Linked DNA regions of Homo sapiens: region 2 is linked to region 1. Evidence: read pairs that join two places in POLR2A ChIA-PET (ENCODE). Cell type or tissue: MCF 10A. All regions are shown on one strand. Links, peaks and the distances in the headings refer to the core of each region. The heading gives the core; the rest is flanking DNA. Region 1 overlaps SCAPER (S-phase cyclin A associated protein in the ER). Region 2 overlaps SCAPER (S-phase cyclin A associated protein in the ER).

Evidence for each region. ChIA-PET counts read pairs that join two places held together with the same protein. Peaks named below come from ENCODE experiments on the same cell type or tissue, not always from the same donor. Only the 100,000 strongest peaks of a DNase experiment are listed, where the experiment ranks them.
Region 2: POLR2A ChIA-PET joins it to region 1 with 5 read pairs; 3 of 35 experiments call an interaction of 5 or more read pairs at or near these places.

Annotation. Positions count from the first base shown.
Region 1 is chr15:76,815,061-76,819,452 of GRCh38, reverse strand. The region is part of intron 5 of SCAPER (S-phase cyclin A associated protein in the ER); the gene reads left to right. Among named protein-coding and RNA genes, the nearest start is that of SCAPER, 88 kb to the left of the region's middle. In MCF 10A, for the core only: no CTCF peak of the experiment used is centred there; no DNase peak of the experiment used is centred there.
Region 2 is chr15:76,575,120-76,579,511 of GRCh38, reverse strand. The region is part of intron 22 of SCAPER (S-phase cyclin A associated protein in the ER); the gene reads left to right. Among named protein-coding and RNA genes, the nearest start is that of MIR3713, 9.3 kb to the left of the region's middle. RefSeq lists enhancers at 3,828-3,877, 3,888-3,937. In MCF 10A, for the core only: no CTCF peak of the experiment used is centred there; a DNase peak (open chromatin) is centred at 2,501.

The DNA of each region.
Region 1 (4,392 bases), core at 199-4,198:
AGTGGCTGCAGAACAGAGGATATTGGTGAACTGCAAATGCTGCTGCCTGATCGTTCCTCTGGAAGTTTTGTCTCAGAGGAGTACCCAGCCATGTGAGGTGTCAGTCTGCCCCTACTGGGGGGTGGCTCCCAGTTAGGCTACTTGGGGATCAGGGACCCACTTGAGGAGGCAGTCTGCCTGTTCTCAGATCTCAAGCTGCATGCTGGGAGAACCACTACTGTCTTCAAAGCTGTCAGAGAGGGACATTAAAGTCTGCAGAGGCTACTGCTGCTTTTTGTTTGTCTGTGCCCTGCCCCCAGATGTGGAGCCCACAGAGGCAGGCAGGCCTCCTTGAGCAGTGGTGGGCTCCACCCAGTTCGAGCTTCCTGGCCGCTTTGTTTACCTACTCAAGTCTTGGCAATGGTGGGTGCTCCTCCCCCTGCCTCGCTGCCGCCTTGCAGTTTGATCTCCGACTGCTGTGCTAGCAATGAGGGAGGCTCCGTGGGCGTAGGACCCTCCGAGCCATGTGCGGGATATAATCTCCTGGTGTGCCGTTTGTTAAGCCTGTTGGAAAAGCACAGTATTAGCGTGGGATGACCCGATTTTCCAGGTGCCGTCTGTCACCCCTTTCTTTGACTAGGAAAGGGAATTCCCTGACCCCTTGGGCTTCCCTGGTGAGGCAATGCCTTGCCCTGCTTTGGCTCACGCACGGTGCGCTGCACCCACTGTCCTGCACCCACTGTCTGGCACTCCCCAGTGAGATGAACCTGGTACCTCAGTTGGAAATGCAGAAATCACCCATCTTCTGCGTCGCTCACGCTGGGAGCTGTAGACTGGAGCTGTTCCTATTTGGCCATCTTGGCTCCACCCCCCTTATTGTTGAGTTTTAAGAGTTTTTTGTATGTTTTGGATAACAGTGTCTCTTGTATGTCTTTTGCAAATATTTTCTCCCTGTCTGTGGCTTGTCTTATTCTCTCAATATTGTTTTTTGCAGAGCAGAAGTTTTTGATTTTAATGAGGTCCAGCTTATCAATTTTTTCATTCATGGACTGTGCCTTTGGTGTTGTATCTAACAATTCATTGTTGCATCCAAGACCATCTAGGTTTTTTCCCTGCAAGTTATACTTTAGGAGTTGTATAGTTTTGTATTTTACAGTTGGGTCTAGGATCCAATTTGAGTTAATTTTTGTGAAGATTATAAGTTCTGTGTCTAGATTCATTAGTTTTTGCATGTGATGTCCCATTTATTCTAGCATCATGTGTTGAAAAACAATCTTTGTTCCCTTGTATTGGCTTTGTACGTTAGTCAAAGATCAGTTGATTATATTTATGTGGGTCTGTTTCTGAGCTCTTTGTTCTGTTCCATTGACCTGTTGGTCTTTTATCCTAGTACCACCCTGTCTTGATTACTATAGCTTTTTAGTATTTCTTGACATTGGGTAGTGTTAGTCCACCAGCTTTGTTCTTCAAAATTGTATTGGCTCTACTGAGTCTTTTGCTTCTGCTGTAAACTTTAGAATCAGCTTAACTTGCTGGGATTTTGATTGAGATTGCATTGAATTTATAAATCAGGTTTGAAAGAACTGATTGACATTTTGACAATATTGAGTCATCCTATCCATGGATTATCTTTCCATTTACTTAGTTTTCTAATTTTTTTTATCAGAGTTTTGTTGTTTTCCTAATATAGATCTTATACATATTTTGTTAGTTTTATACCTAAGTATTTCATATTTTGGGGTGTTAATGTAAATGGTATTCTGTTTATTTACATATATATTTGTTATATATATTTGAGATTTATAACATGTTTTGACATACATATATGTAGTGAAATGATTACTGCAGTCTAGCAAATGAACCTATCACCTCACATAGTTACCTTTTTGTGTGTGTGGTAAGAGTAACAAAACTACTCTTTTAGTGAATTTTTAGTATACAATACGTTATCATTAACTAGTGCCCTCATGCTGTATATTAGATTTGTAGACCTGTTCATCCTACGTAATTAGAAGTTTGTATCCTTTAATCTACATCTCCCTATTTCCTTCCTCCCCCTGACCTTGTTAACCAACCACTGATTGTCCCTTTCTTTCTACGTATTCGACTTTGTTTAGATTATATATATATAAATGAGATCATACACTATTTTTCTTTGTAGGTCTGGCTTATTTCACATAGCACAATGTCCTTGAGGTTTATTCATATTGTTGCAAATGTCAGGATCTCCTTTTTAAAGGTGGAATAATATTTCATTGTACAGTCATGTGCTGCATAACAGTGTTTCAATCAACAGCTGACCTACAATGGTGGTTCATAAGATTATAATGGACCAGAAAGATTCTTGTCACCTAGTGATGTCATAGCTGTCATAATGTTGTAGCACAATATATTACTCAGTGTTTGTGATGATGCTGATAGAAACAAGCCTATGGTGCTACCAGTTGCATGGAAGTATAGTGCATACAGTTGTGTACAGTACACAGTACTTGATGATGATGATAATAAATTATGTTACTGGCAGCCAGGCACGGTGGCTCACGCCTGTAATCCCAGCACTTTGGGAGGCCAAGGCGGGTGGATCACAAGGTCAGGAGATCGAGACCATCCTGGCTAACACCGTCTGTACTAAAAATACAAAAATACAAAAAAAATTAGCTGGGCATTGTGGCGGGCGCCTGTAGTCCCAGCTACTCGGGAGGCTGAGGCAGGAGACTGGTGTGAACCTGGGAGGTGGAGCTTGCAGTGAGCCGAGATAGCGCCACTGCACTCCAGCCTGGGCAACAGAGCGAGACTCCATCTCAAAAAAAAAAAAAAAATTATGTTACTGGCTTATGTATTTTTATACTATTTATTGTTATTTTAGAATGTATTCCTTCTGCTTAACAAAAAGAAAGCTAACTGTAAAACAGCCTTTGGCAGGTCCTTAGGTGGTATTCCAGGATAAAGCATTGTCATCAGGAGATGATAGCTCCCATACATGTTATTTTCTTGCTCTTGAAGACCTTGCAGTGGGACAATATGTGGAGGTGGAAGATCCTGATCCTGGGTAGGCCTAGGCTAATGTGTGTGTTCGTGTCTTCATTTTTAACAAAAGTTAAAAAGGAAAAAAAATGTTAGATAGGAAAAAGCTTATAGAATGAGGTTATAAAGATAATTTTGTACAATTGTACAATGTGTTTGTGTTTTAAGCTAAGTGTTACTACAAATGTCAGAGTTTAAAAAATACTAAAAGGTTTATAAAGTAAAAAGATTGTAGTAAGCTAAGGTTAATTTATTAGGAAGACAGAAAATTTTTGTATGGATTTTGTGTAGTCTAAATATGTAGTTTATAAAGTCTCAGCAGCATACACTAATGTCCTAGGCCTTCACTTACCATTCTCTCCTTTACTCCCTCCCTCACCCTCCCTTACCCAGAGCAACTTTCAGTCCTGTAAACTCCATTCATGGTAAATGCTACAGGTTTATCATTTTAAAAATATTTTGCAACGTATTTTTACTGTAGATTTTCTGTGTTTAGATGCACAGATACTTAACATTGTGTTACTCTTGGCCTGTAGTATTCAGTATAGTAACATGCTATACAGCAGTAGTCCTCAACCTTTTTGGCACCAGGGACTGTTTTTGTGGAAGACAATGTTTCAACGGACTGGGGTCGGTGTGGCAGGGGTAGTTTCAGGATGAAACTGTTCCACCTCAGATGATCAGGCATTAGACTGTCCTAAGGAGCACTCAACCTAGATCCTTCACATGTGCCGCTCACAATAGGGTTTGTGCTCCTATGAGAATCTAATGCTGCTCCTGATCTGACAGGAGGTGGAGCTCAGGTGGTAATGTTTACTGGCCCACTGCTCACCTCCTGTTGTGCGGGTCAGGTTCCTGCCATACAGGTTTGTAGCCTAGGAGCAATAGGCCATGCCATATAACGTAGGTGTGTAGTAGGCTGTACCATCCAGGTTTTTGTAAGTACACTCTGATGGTCGCACAATGATGAAATTGCCTAACAATGCATTTCTCAGTATATCTCTGTTGTTAAGTGATGCTTGACTGTATGTATGTGTGTGTATATATACACCACAATTTCTTTACCCATTTATCCATTGATGGACACTTAAGGTTGTTTCCATATCTTGGCTATTGTGAATAATGCTGCAAATAAACATAGGAGTGCAGATGTCTCCATGAGGTGCTGATTTCATTTTCTTTGGCTATCTACTCAGAAGAGGGATTTTTGGGTCATATGGTAGTTGTATTTTTAATTTTTTGAGAAACTTTCATACTGTTTTCCATAATGGTTATACCAGTTTACATTTCCACAAATAGTGTACAAGGGTTTTCTTCACACCCTGGCCAACAGTTGTTATTATCTCTTATCTTTTTGATAATAGCTCTTCTAACAGATGTGAGGTGATT
Region 2 (4,392 bases), core at 288-4,287, 240 kb after region 1:
TTGAGTTTACCACGAAGCTTGCAATTGATATTTTATAACCCATTATTTTAAACTGATGACAACTTAACACTACTTGCATAAAAAAACTAAATAACAAACAAGCAAAGAAAAAACTAATAAAAACTTTACATTTTAACTTCATCCCTCTGCTTTTTCACTTTTTGTTGTTTCTATTCATATCTTCTTGTACTATGTCTTAAAACATTGTTGTTGTAGTTACTATTTTTTTTTTTTTTTTTTTTTTTTGAGACAGAGTCTCGCTCTGTCACCCAGGCTGGAGTGCAGTGGCACCATCTCAGCTCACTGCAAGCTCCGCCTCCCAGGTTCATGCCATTCTCCTGCCTCAGCCTCCTGAGTAGCTGGGATTACAGGCACCCGCCACCATGCCCAGCTAATTTTTTGTATTTTTAGTCAAGGCAGGGTTTCACCGTGTTAGCCAGGATTGTCTCGATCTCCTGTCCTTGTGATCTGCCCGCCTCAGCCTCCCAAAGATTATTTTAAATTATTTTTATCTCTTCGCTAAATGTATCTGATAGAATTCTGAATTCCTTCTCTGTGTTATCTTGAATTTGAGTTTCATCAAAACAACTATTTCGAATTCTCTGCCTGAAAGAGTCACTTATCTCTGTTTCTCCAGGATTGGTCCCTGGTGTCTTATTTAGTTCATTAGGTGAGGTCATATTGGGTGTTTGTAGGTGTCTAGGGATTGAAGAGTTAGGTATTTATTGTAGTCTTCATGGTGTAGGCTTGTTTGTACCCATCCTTCTTGGGAATGTTTTCCAGGTATCCAAAGGGACTTGGGTGTTGAAACCTAAGCTATTGGCCACTGCAGTTATATCTGCATTTGGGGGAACCCCAAGCCCAGTAACACTATGGCTCTTATAGACTCGTAGAGGTACTGCCTTGGTGGTCTTGGATAAGATCCAGAAGAATTTGCTGGACAACCAGGCAGAAATTCTTGTTCTCTTCCCTTATTTTCTCCCAAACAAATGGAGTCTCTCTCTCTCTGTGCTGAGCTGCTTGCAGCTGGATGAGGGTTGACACAAGCACCCCTGTAGCCCCCACCACTGGGCCTGTGCTAGGTCAGACCTGAAGCACAGATTACTGTGTCTCGCCCAAGGCGCACAGTAACCACTGCCTGGCTACCACCTTTGTTTGCTCAAGTCCCCCTAGGGCTCAGCAATCAGCAGGTAGCAAAACCCGCCAGGCTTATGTATTTCCGTTCAGTGCAGCAAGTTCTGCCTGGCCCGAGCAGGTCCAGATATGCCATCCAGGAGCCAGGGCCTAGAGTCAGAAACCTTAGGAATCAACCTGGTGCTGTGTTCTACTGTGGTTGAGCTGACACCCAAACCACAAGACAAAGTCCTTACCACTCTTCCCTCCCCTTTCTATAGTCATAGGAGTCTCTTCCTGTGGCCACCACCACCCCAGGCCTATGGTGAGTACTGCCTGGCTACTGTCAGTGTTCACTCAAGGCCCAAGGGCTCTTCATTCAGTTTGTGGTGTATGCTGCCTGGCCTGGGCCTTCCATTCAGGACAGTGGCTTCCCTGTGGCCCAGTTCAGGTGCAGAAATACCATCCAAGAGCCAAGGCCTGGAATCAGGGACCTCAAGAACCCTCTTGTTGCTCTGCCCTACTGTGGTCAAGCTGATACCTAAGCTGCAAAACAAAGTTCCCGTACTCTTCCCTCCCCTTTTCTCAAGCAGAAGGAGTCTCTCCCCGTAGCCACCACAGCTGGGAATGGGCTGTATCCCATCTGAAGCCATCATGTCTCTGAGTCTCACTCAAGGCCCTTGGCGAGTGCTTCCTGGCTACCACTGCTAACTCGTGAGGGCCCAAGGAGTCTTTTGTCAGCAGATGACAAATCCTTCCAGGACTGGGTCTTTCCCTTTAAGGTAGCCCATTCCCTTTTTGCCCAGGATATGTCTAAAAATACCATCCAGGAGCTAGGGCCTGGAATGGGAGCCTCAGGATTCTGCCCAGTTATTCCGTCCTACTATGGCTGAGCTGGTTTCCAAGTTGCAAGACAAAGTCCTCTTTTTTTCTCCTTCTTCTTCTTCTTTTTGAAACAGGGTATTGCTTTTTCACCCAGGCTAGAGCGCAGTGGCATGATCATAGCTCACTGCAGCCTTGATCTTTGAGACTCAATTGATCCTGCCTCCTCAGCCTCCTGAGTAGGTGGGACTACAAGTGTGTGCCACCACACCCAGCTAATTTTTGTATTTTTTGCTAGAGACGGGCTTTCACCATGTTGCCCAGGCTGGTCTTGAACTTCTGGGCCCAAGCAATCCGCTTGCCTCAGCCTCCCAAAGCACTGGGATTATAGGTATGAGCCACTGTGCCTGGCACAGAGTCCTCTTTAGTCTTCCCTCCCCTCTCCTCAAGCATAGGGACGGAGTCTGTACCAGAGTTGTGAGCTGCCTGGGGTTGAGAGAGGGGTGGTGCAAACACTCCCTTGGCTGCCCTGGCTGGTCTCATAGGTCACATTCTTCCCAAGTTCACTGGCTCCGAGCCCAGCACAACACCAGGACTTGCCCAGGAATTGCAGTTCTTGTGGCTTAAACCTCCTTTCAAGTTTATTTAGGTCCCCAGAACACTTTAACCTGCAACTCAGGTTCCGAGTGCTAGGATGGGCGATTCCCCGCTTTCTAAGGTTGGTATAAATGCTCTCTCTGTGGGGGCCAGCTGAATTGTGTCCTGTTGCTTTCCACTGTAACAGGCTAGCACTGATTTCCAAGGCAAAGTCTCACTGCCACTGTGCTTCCTGTCTCCCAAGTGCATAGACTCTCTGTCTGCACCACAGGGTGGCTGCCAGGGTAGGAGGGAGGGGTGGCATCAGCATTTCAAGACTGTCTTTCCTGTCTCTTCAGTGCCTTTTTCAGTGATACGAAGTTAAAATCAGGTACTGTGGTGATTCACACAACTTTCGGTTCTTATTAAGGTACTTTTTTATGTGGATAGTTGTTCAATTTGGTGTTCCTGTATGGAGGACATCTGTGAAGGCTTCTATTTGGCTATCTTGCTCTGCATCAGTTTTTGCGTTTTTCAAATAGGGATAATACTTATTGACAGTGTTGTTGAGAGGATTAAATAAGATCATGTACATGAAAGTATTTTGTAACCTATGAAGTTATTGGGTTTTTTTCTTTTTAGAGATGAAGGTCTCACTCTGTTGCCCGGGCTGAAGCGCAGTGTTGTAAGCTCACTGCAGTCTGGAACTCTGGAGCTTAAGCAGTCCTCGCACCTCAACCTCCTGAGTAGCTAGGACTACAGGTGCACGCCACCATTGCCAGCTAATAGTTTCTTATTTTTTGTAGAAACTGGGTCTTGCCTTGTTACCCAGGCTGATCTCAGATTCCTGGCTTCAAGTGAACCTCCTGCCTTGCCCTCCCAAAGTGCTGGGATTACAAGCATGAACCACCATCCTTGGTCTGGATATTGTTAAAATTAATGTAAAGAAGAAGTTTTCTCTGTAGGACATGAATTTATTAAATATCTAATGAGTGTACTTATGTAAAAGTAGCATGTTACATGATAAGGATAAAGCAGTGAGCAGATAGACGAGCACCTCGCTCATGAAGTTAATACTCTGCTTCTGCACTGTTCAATACAATAGCTTCTAGCCACCATGTTGGACAGTAAAAACACAGAATATTTCTATCACTTCAGGAAATTCCCTTGTAAAGCTTTGCATAGGAGAAGCACACATTAAACAGTTAGTTCAGTAAGTATTTTTAATTCTCTTATGATGAGTGCTTTGAAGAAATAGTCAAATCAGAGAAAGTAATGTTTGTGCTAAGAGCTGAGGGATAAATAGTAATGTTCTAGGTAATGTGGGAGTGGAGGAAGCATTTCAGAAGGAAAAGATGAAGAACATTGCAGAAAGACCTGAGACAGGAAGAAGAGAGAGCTTGAGATCCAGAAAGAACTCATGCATACATCCTGTGTGGTGAAATTAGTCCTGTCTGGAAGGAATGACTGTAATAAGAGGAACAGAGAAGAAGATGAGTGAAATGCAGATAAGCTTGTAGATTTTATGGCCGAAAGTGAAAATTTTCTTGTTCCAATAACTTCTGTTTTCTCTTTGAAATGTAGGATCATCTTATGAAAGCAAAAGAGAGAAAGGAAAGGGTGGACTTTTGAAGAGAGTGGGGAATGTATGAAGCAAACCTTTGTGGATAGTGGGAGAATGAACACCCTAGGGAGATTTAATAAGATCTTGAATCAGTAGTCCTACCAGTATTTTGCATGGTCTGACTCCCCCCACACCCCCACCCCTGCCAGGTTCAGAAATGGAAAAGTCTGCCAGTTGTTTTCATTAATCCAGCTAAAGAAATTAATGCATGCAAGACATTGAGAATGGTGCCTAGCCCATAGTAAGAGCTAAACAAA